2 separate regions of the Homo sapiens genome follow, and region 1 is linked to region 2. The links are chromatin contacts, found by Hi-C or POLR2A ChIA-PET in ENCODE. All regions are on one chromosome and are shown on one strand. Each heading gives the region's core, a stretch centred on a gene start or an enhancer-like site at or near the end of the contact. The rest is flanking DNA. Distances are from core to core; before and after follow the strand shown.

Region 1 (4,270 bases), core at 290-2,789, 270 kb before region 2:
GTACTTCAGGTTCTCAGGCCTTCAGACTTGGACAGAGACTTACATTATTGCCCTCCCTGCCCCCACCACATTCTCAGGCCTTTGGAATCAGTCTGAGACTTACACATTTGGCTCTCCTGGTTCTCAGGCCTTTGGAGTTGGACTAAATTACACCGCTGGCTTTCCTGGCTCTCCACCTGGCAGATGGTATATCATGGAACTTCTAGGCCTCCATAATCACATAAGCCACATTCTATCAAAAATTCTTTTGTTCTGTTTCTCCAGAGAACTGTGATTAATACAAACATATAGTCCTTTTTCTGTGTAGTAATAGGTATGTATTCTTTCATCTGCCCAGCACCCTTCCCTTTTCTGGCACAGACCCACCCATTCCTATTTCCATCTTCCCTCACGCCACTACATGGTTCCCATGAGAACTGCCAATCACAAGAGCCCATCCACTGTGCAGAGAGGCTGCGTGTGACCTGAGCTGGACCTTCCTGAGTATCTGCAAATTGGGACTTACAAAAACGGGACAATCCTTCTCTGATATCAAGGCTTAGGATCTGAGTCTGAGAAGGAGGTAACCTTGTGGAGGAGGTCTGTAGGAAAACATGTCGAAAAGAAGTGAAAGTTAAAAGAGAGAGAGACTGGAAGGCATGTAAGTCTCTGTTTCCAGTGATCCTGCAGACCCAGTTCTCTCCTTTGCTCTTCCCTTTTGCCTGCACTAAAAGGAGACATTTGAGGTTGCATTTCTGTTACTTGTATGAAAAGGGTCCTATTTAATATAGATTCTCTCATTATTCCTTTCATTAAGGTTAGACTACGAAGAGGAAATCCCAGCCTAATTCATTTTTCATTTGATTAGCATATCTGGACCAAAAAAAAAGTTTAGTTCTAAGAAAATCTGAACCATTGGCCAATTGGTAGTAAGAGCTTCCATCACATCAGAGCTTCCATCCAGGCAGATCTTCACATGCAAAAGCTCTCCTTTGCTCTTCTGGCTCCTGAATATAGATGAGCTCACCAACGTGACCTCACTTCAGAGAGCACTCAGATGAAAGGAAGTGTGATGTCGGTGAGTCAAGGGCAGAGGCGAGACACCCGCCTCTCAACTCAAGTTTCCAGGCAGAGAAAACCAAAGAGGGGGGCCAGGTGCAGTGGCTTACGCCAGTAATCACAGCACTTTGGGAGGCTGAGGTGGGAGGATCACTTGAGCCCAAGTAGTTTGAAACCAGCCTAGGCAACATAGTGAGACCCCATCTCTACCAAAAAAAAAAAAAACTGGGACAAGATTCTAAAACCAGCTCACACTTCAGGCTGGTAACTCATGCTTTTGCTGCCTGTGGAAGTTCAGCCTTGAGGCCCTGAAGCTGACTCCACAAACAGCTCAGCTGCTCCCCTACAGTGCTCATTGCTTTATGCTGCAATAACAGCCACTCCTTTCTCTGGTTTGGGTCCAACAAACAATCCTTCCCTTCTCCTCTAATACCAACCTCTCTGTAGTGAGCTCATGTCCTCCCTCTCTCTTCCTCTCCCTCTGACTCATGGTGCTCAAAGCTTTAAGAAATAAAAACCTGTTGGACCAGCCAGACTGGAATCATCAACTTCAAATGGGCCAGCCCTTCCGTGAAAGGGAATCTCACTTTCATTGTTAGCACCAAGGCTCTGAATTACTTAACCTGGTCATGAAAAGCCCCAAACCCAATTCTTTCTTTCACCAGTTAAAAACAATAGTTGTTATATGTCTTTAAAAGGAAAAGAAAATACACCTTTAGTAAAACAAAATTACCCTGGTATTTCCACATCTCAAAAGCGACGTCATTCATGTAGTTTTAAAACTAAGCAATGAAGTGATTCCTTCTTCCCTGTAGTGTTTTTAAACATAGTTTTGTTTTGTTTTTTGGCTTTGGCTATGAAACAAAATATTTTAAGGGAGCCAAATTCAGAAATATAAGAGCCGTCAGCAGAAGGGATTTAAACACAATCATCTTGAAACTTGAAGCACCAAGCATAAAACCTGTATATTTTATTTTTTCAATAAATATTTACAGAATTTATCATAAAGTGGTTTTCCAGTGGAGAAATAAGGATGAGAAATAAAAATGTGTTACCAAATATTTGTGGTATAAAGGAGTCACTGTTGTCCAAACCAAAAAACAATTCGCTAGATCTCTAATCTCTCAGAATTTTTAAATAAAAACCCGGATTTTTAATCACTTTGCTGAAAAATAAAATCTTTATCTTAGGTATCAGGGCAAATAAAAGCATTTTGGGGGGTGGGGGGGGCTGTCTCTGTCCTCTGTAAGCAGGACCTTTAAAATTGAGTTGATATGTTATTACCTCGCTCTCCCAGACCAAAGATGATTTCATCAAACAATTCTTGACAGACTCAGGTGAAGTTTATTTTGCTTCTGACCCAGTGGTGATGTTCCTGTGAGATCTTGGTACATATAGTTCTTATGATAAATATCTTTAGATTTGTGCAGGAGAGCAGAAGAAAAGAATTTGTTGAGGCAAAATTCCTTGATTTGAATTTGAACCTGCACTCATCATTAGGCAGTCTATAAAACAAGGTGCAATCAAATAAATTGAGCATAGCAATATTTTTTCAGCATTATTGTCCTAACTGGCCAGCGAGCTTTGTGGATGGTTTTAAGTGGTTTGGCTGGTCTTTTCTGTAGAGTAGTTATCCATGAAGAGATGATTAGCTTTCAATTACATGTAATGAATGCTCACTTGGGTTTCTTTGCACAACCCCCTTTTCTTCCCCTATATTCAACCTCTGGGATAATGAACTCTCTATAAACTATCCCAGTACTCAACTAAAAAAAATCATGACAAGGAAATACAATCATATGGCTAGCTCTGTTGGTATTTGGTGAGTTCTTGGGAAAATCATTTTCGCTAAATATTATTGAAAATGCCCTGGCATAAAGCTTGTAATTGGATTGTTTGTAACTCAAAGGACAAATGCTTGAAGAGATGGATACCCCATTCCCCATAATGTGGTTATTTTACATTGCATGCCTATATCAAAACATCTTATGTACCCCATAAACATATATACCTACTATGTACCCATAAAAATTTTTAAAAATTGAAAAAAAAATTAAAGAACAAAAAACATCAGACAATTTAAAAAGAAAAATTTTTAAAAAAAGAAAAGAAAAGAAAATTCCCTGGCAAATTCCAGCCAAAGAAAGATCTAGAAAAAGCTATGGTTTACTACATATTTAAGCTCCTAAATAAAGATGTAGAAATGTAACCCCAGCCTACTGAGGGTTAGGTCTTCCTGTATTTTGAAATGAGAGAGGCCAGGCATGGTGGCTGTAATCTCAACACTTTGGGAGGCCGAGGCAGGAGGATCTTTTGAGCCCAGGAGTCCAAGACCATCCTGCACAACATGATGAGACCTCATCTCTACAAAAAATATTTTTAAAACTTAGCTGGGCGTGTCAGCACATGCCTGTGGTCCCAGACACTCAGAGGCTGAGGTGGGAGAATTGCTTGAGCCCAGGAAGTCAAGGTTGCAGTGAGCAGTGTTCACACCACTGCACTCCAGCCTAGGTGACAGAGCAAGACCTTGTCTCTAAAGACAAATAAATCAATGAAAGAGAGGCAGTGAGTTCTTTAATCATCTTTACATTTTACTTTAAAATTCACTGGCATGGTCCTTCCTGAGATTGATTCACTTCTGATAATGCTTCTTGTAAAGAAAAGCCAAGTAAAATCAAAATTGAGAATAAGATATATTAATGAACTGAAGTAAGTTTGCACAGCTACACAATGACAGAGAAGGGATTTTTAAACCCAAGTCTTTCTGATCCCAGAACCTACATGTGATTTTGCTACTTTGCCTCTTATGAGATAATGTGGATCTGATGCATACACAAGATCTCCAAATGTTTTTTAGCCCCTTTGATTTCTTTTTAAGGATAGTGAGCATTTGCATAGGCACTGCTGAGTGTTTTTGTCAAGGACATAGTACAATCCATTAAGAGAATCCAAGCAAATGAATTTCCAATCTGTCTTCGGTCATTCAGTTCTCTATTCTCCCTATCAATCTAAAGCAGCAAAATCTGATCATTCTTTCTATTCGCCTCTGGAATGTGTTTTTTGTATTTTGAAAATGAGTGCTTCTCATGTTCCAGTAATTCACACCAACTCAAATGTTTTAAACGAAGCCAGACTGTGAAGGAATTTGAGAGGAAGTAGAAAACTGCCAATGATTGCTCCCAACTCATCCCTGCTCACTCCATTCCATGCACAGCTGGCCTGAACATAAAGC
Region 2 (4,449 bases), core at 571-3,070:
ACAGGAAGCGCTGGCGATACATGCTCCATACTTTTATGGATTTGTCTTCAGAAGCTGTAGCTAGAAACTGGCCATCAGCTGAAAAGTCTACACTTCGAACTGGAGCTGTATGAGCTTTAAATTCTGAGAATTTTCCTCTCCTGGAAATAAACAGTTTAATATTTATAACTCATTTGATTTAATTATAGTTAATACTTAATCACAATACAGACTTTGAAACATATAAAATAGTTTAAATAAAATGGTTTAACTCTTGTAAAACCTAACAAAAGTATGAAAGGGCTATGTTGTACTGTACTCTTCGTCAACACTGAAATTTCCATGAAATTTCAGGTGTTGAGAACTAAAGGGTAGAAAAGAAGAGAATAGAAAAACAAAAGATGGGGAAAATAATGTGAGGCATTTGAGAAGTAGAAAACCTTAAAATGGGAGAAGGCTAGATAGTGTTGGAGTTACAAGGTGATATGTGATAAACGCTACTTTGTGTCAGTGTTCCCAAGTTGCCAAGGCATTTTCACCTTACATTGTATCTAGGACTCAGCAATTTTCCCATTTAGAAAATCATATTGATACTCAAGATAACCTATGGGGAAAATTGTCATAAATGCTTGAAAAACATCAGGCAACAGAATTTAGTTGGCCACAATATATGTGTCTCAGATGTTCAAATGTTCACACTGATCTCCCATACACCTGCACCTCATCCTGTATTTTGCTACCTTGGCTGGTCAGCGTGACATCCGCCTGTGTCCAAGCCAGAAGCCTGGAAGTCACACTCAACTCCTGCTTCCTCTCCCACATCCAGTAAGTTAGCAAACCATATCATCCTCACTTCCTAAATATCTTCTGAATCCTCCTCTTCTATGTTGGCTCTGCTTGCCTTAAGGTAAATATATCCTCAACATCCTTCACCTAGGTTACTGCAAAAGCCTCTTAACTGGTCTCTCTGCTCTAATCTTTTGTCCCCTGCCAGTCACCTACATATTGTGCTTATTACCTTGCTAAGAGCGTAACTCCAAGCATGTAAATCCCAGCGTAAATGTGTCACTGGCTCTTCTCCAAAAGAAAGCACAATGCCCAAGTACTTTGGTGAGGTATCCTGCCACTCACACTGAACTTTGTACTCGGAACAGTCACAGCCCTTCAAACACACCCCTGCCTTTGCACTTACTGCTTTCTCAGGCTGGACTATTTTCCCCATCCCCAGACCCCCTTGGCCAAGCCAGACAGGCTTAATGGCTCCCTATTTGCTACAACGATTTTGCTTACTACATTATACAGTGACTTTCTAAAGAACGATTTGTCTCCTCTTAAGCAGCACATTTTTGAAGCACAGGAATGATGATTTATTCATCTCTATAAGACTAGCATCTAGCAATATGTCAAGCACATAAAAAGAACTCAATACACGTTGAATTCCACTTGGAACAGTCAATAAAGGCTCGTAGATCCAACCTGGCTTACCCTTCCAGTGGTCTGTAGGGAGGAAAGGTAACTTTATCATAAATTTCCATCACCTGACATATGATATTACTCAGGAAAAACTGAAATACATATTAAACAAAAATTAGGAGGGAGCATCCAGGGACTAGCTCAGTGAAGTTTCAAGGGTAAATTTCATGAGTGGAAATCAGGAGTATAGTTTGGCCTGAATTCAAGTACAATGCCTAGAGAAAACAAAGAAAAGAAAAGGCATCTGCAATGACCAGGAAGCTAAGAGACAGACCATCAGTATCATCAAAATCTGCCCTGATTTTTAGTTCTGCACTCCACACTCCAGCAGGCTGTTCTGTTTGCCTCCTTTCTAAAAGGCTGTCCTCTCAGCCGTAGGCTAAACCAAGCACTGGATCCAGTCTCAACAGGAAACACAGAAGAAACCAAGATAGGAGTGCCTTATGTTTATTGTGCTGGTGCCTAACTGGTTTCTAGTTCCTCATCTTAACTTAATATAGGCTCTCTCCTTCCTACATATTTACTTGCCCTTTCAGCTAAATTCTCTTGACTGCCCACTGTGACCAACTCTGAGCCAGACTTGCTTTCAGGCTTGCTCCTACCTATTCTTTTCTTATTTATTTATTTTTTTGAGACGTGTTATCTTTCTGTCACAGATGCTAGAATACAGTGGTGCAATCGCTACTCACTGCAGCTCAAACTCCTGCGCTCAAGAGCTCCTCCCTCCTCAGCCTCCTGAGGAGCTAGGACTATAGGTGTGCATCACCATGCCCAGCTAATTTTATTTTTTTATTTTTATTTTTTATAGAGACAGGGTCTCGCTATGTTGCCCATGCTGGTCTTGAACTCTTGGCCTCAAGTGATCCTCCTGCCTCAGCCTCCCAAAGTGCTGGAATTACAGGTGCGAGTCATGCCCCCAGCCTCTCCCTATTCTTTCTTAGCCTTCTGGTCACCAGCTGTGGTGTCTATCTGCAAATATGGCTGCCAATACTCATCTCATCCCTGTACATGCATGTCTCTCCGCTTCACAAAAGGTGAAGTCTGTTTATTTCCCCTCCCTTTGAGGGGAGGTGTTGTGACTTTTGAGGGGAGGTGTTGTGAGAGGAGGTGTTGTGACTCATCTCATCCCTGTACACGCATGTCTCTCTGCTTCAAAGGAGGTGGAGTCTGTTTATTTCTCCTCCCTTTGGGCTGGTGTTGTGACTTTACTCTGAGGAACAGAACGTGGCAGAAGTGACACTGCAAGTTTTGGGCCTAGTTCTTAATTGGTCTAGCAGCTTCTGCTTTGATTCTCCTGGAACCCAGCTGTCATGCTGTGAGAAAACTACAGGTTATCCTGCTGGAGAGACGGCACATGGAGAACCAAGACGCCATTGCCACAACCCGCACCAAGGCCCCAGGCATACGAATGAGGAACAGAGCCCATCTTTCCTCTGCATGTGTAATCTCAGCCTGCACCATATAAGCAAAAGAACTGTGAAGCTGCATGAGTAATCTCAGCCTGCACCATATAAGCAAAACAACCATCCAGACAACCCACAAAATGTGACAAATCATTGTTTCTGTAGTAAGTACTAAGGTTTTGTGACTGTCATACAGCAATAGATAACTGACACATCATCTTCCTTCCCGTTGCCACGATCCACCATTATTGCTCTGTCCCTACTAAGACATGATTTAGAAAGAGAAACTAGGGACACCTACACAAGCCTAATCATTGTATTTAGATGAGTTATGACAAATTAATGACTCAGTGAGCTTTTAGCTCATCTACCCTTATACAATTTGTTCACTGAGATTTCCTTGAATTAGTAAAGGGAGACTGAAGTTATGCTGTGCAGAAGATAGTAAAAAAGCTAGTTCTAAATTCCCAAAGTTAAGGGTTTTGGAACATGCTTCTCCTCTTGGACCCCAAACTAGTTACTTCTCCCTTAAAATTCCCTGCTACATTGCCATCCATTATAACATGTCACTTCTCTTCAATAGTTTTCACTACCATTGGAATATATTCAGATTTCTCAGCATAGAGTTCCCCTTGGGTGGTGGCAGAAAAAAAGCACCCACTGGCATGGGAATGCCCATGAGCTTTTCTTCATTTGGGAGTGCCTGGGCCTGAATAGTCACAGACTACAAGTCAAATCCTGCCACAACAGGGTCAAGGAAATACTCAAATTCTTATCTTCTAAAGCAGTGGTCCCCAGTCTTTTTGGCACCAGAGACCAGTTCCATGGAAGACCATTTTTCCATGGGACCAGGGAGTCAGGGGGAAGGATGGATGATTTTGGGATGATTCAAGTGCATTATTACATTTATTGTGTACTTTATTCGTATTATTATTATTATTATTATTGAGAAGGAGTTTTGTTCTTTTCCACCCAGGATGGAGTACAATGGCATGATCTCGGCTCACTGCAACCTCCACCTCCCAGGTTCAAGCAATTCTCTTGCCTCAGCCTCCCGAGTAGCTGGGATTACAGGTGCGTGACACCACGCCTGGCTAACTTTGTATTTTTAGTAGAGACAGGGTTTCACCATGTTGGCCAGGCTGGTTTCAAATTCCTGACCTCAGGTGATCTGCCTGCCTTGGCCTCCCAAAGTGCTGTGATTACAGGCGTGAGCCACTGTGCCCAGCCCTATTTCTATTATTATTACATACTCACTATAATGTAGAATCAATGGAAGCCCTGAGCTTGTTTTTCTGCAACTAGATGGTCCCATCTGGGTTGAAGGGAGACAGTGACAGATCATCAGGCATGAGATTCTCATATGGAGTGTGCAACCTAGATCCCTCGCATGCACAGTTCACAATAGGGTTTGTGCTCCTATGAGAATCTAATGCCGCCGCTGATCCGACAAGAGGCAGAGCTCTGGCCTGGTTCCTAACAGGCCATGGACTGGTACTGGTCAGTGGCCCAGGGGTTGGGAATCTCTGCTCTGAAGTATTTATGGGGGGAAATGATATGTAGGATTTTTTCTAAAAATACTCCAGGGGAAAAA

Evidence for each region. Hi-C counts contacts between places; a loop is a spot of excess contacts on that map. ChIA-PET counts read pairs that join two places held with the same protein, here RNA polymerase II (POLR2A). Pooled maps may share reads with other maps.
Region 1: a loop to region 2 is called in a pooled map, with 14 times the contacts of the local background. The contact joins two enhancer-like sites. A Hi-C loop is called at or near these places in 7 of 50 pooled maps. POLR2A ChIA-PET finds 5 or more read pairs at or near these places in 2 of 52 experiments (activated CD4-positive, alpha-beta T cell and activated T-cell).

What each region holds. Positions count from the first base shown.
Region 1 is chr12:89,224,497-89,228,766 of GRCh38, forward strand. The region is part of intron 1 of LOC105378255 (a long non-coding RNA gene); the gene reads left to right. Among named protein-coding and RNA genes, the nearest start is that of DUSP6, 130 kb to the right of the region's middle. Within about 2 kb of position 1,540, at least 5 of the 41 ENCODE cell types and tissues checked have a DNase peak (open chromatin) inside an H3K27ac peak, as active enhancers do.
Region 2 is chr12:89,491,976-89,496,424 of GRCh38, forward strand. POC1B-DUSP6 (POC1B-DUSP6 readthrough) reads right to left here. Exons shown (of 11, transcript NR_189589.1): 4 at 1-140. It overlaps POC1B (POC1 centriolar protein B), which reads right to left. Exons shown (of 12, transcript NM_172240.3): 4 at 1-140. Among named protein-coding and RNA genes, the nearest start is that of GALNT4, 31 kb to the right of the region's middle. Within about 2 kb of position 1,821, at least 4 of the 41 ENCODE cell types and tissues checked have a DNase peak (open chromatin) inside an H3K27ac peak, as active enhancers do.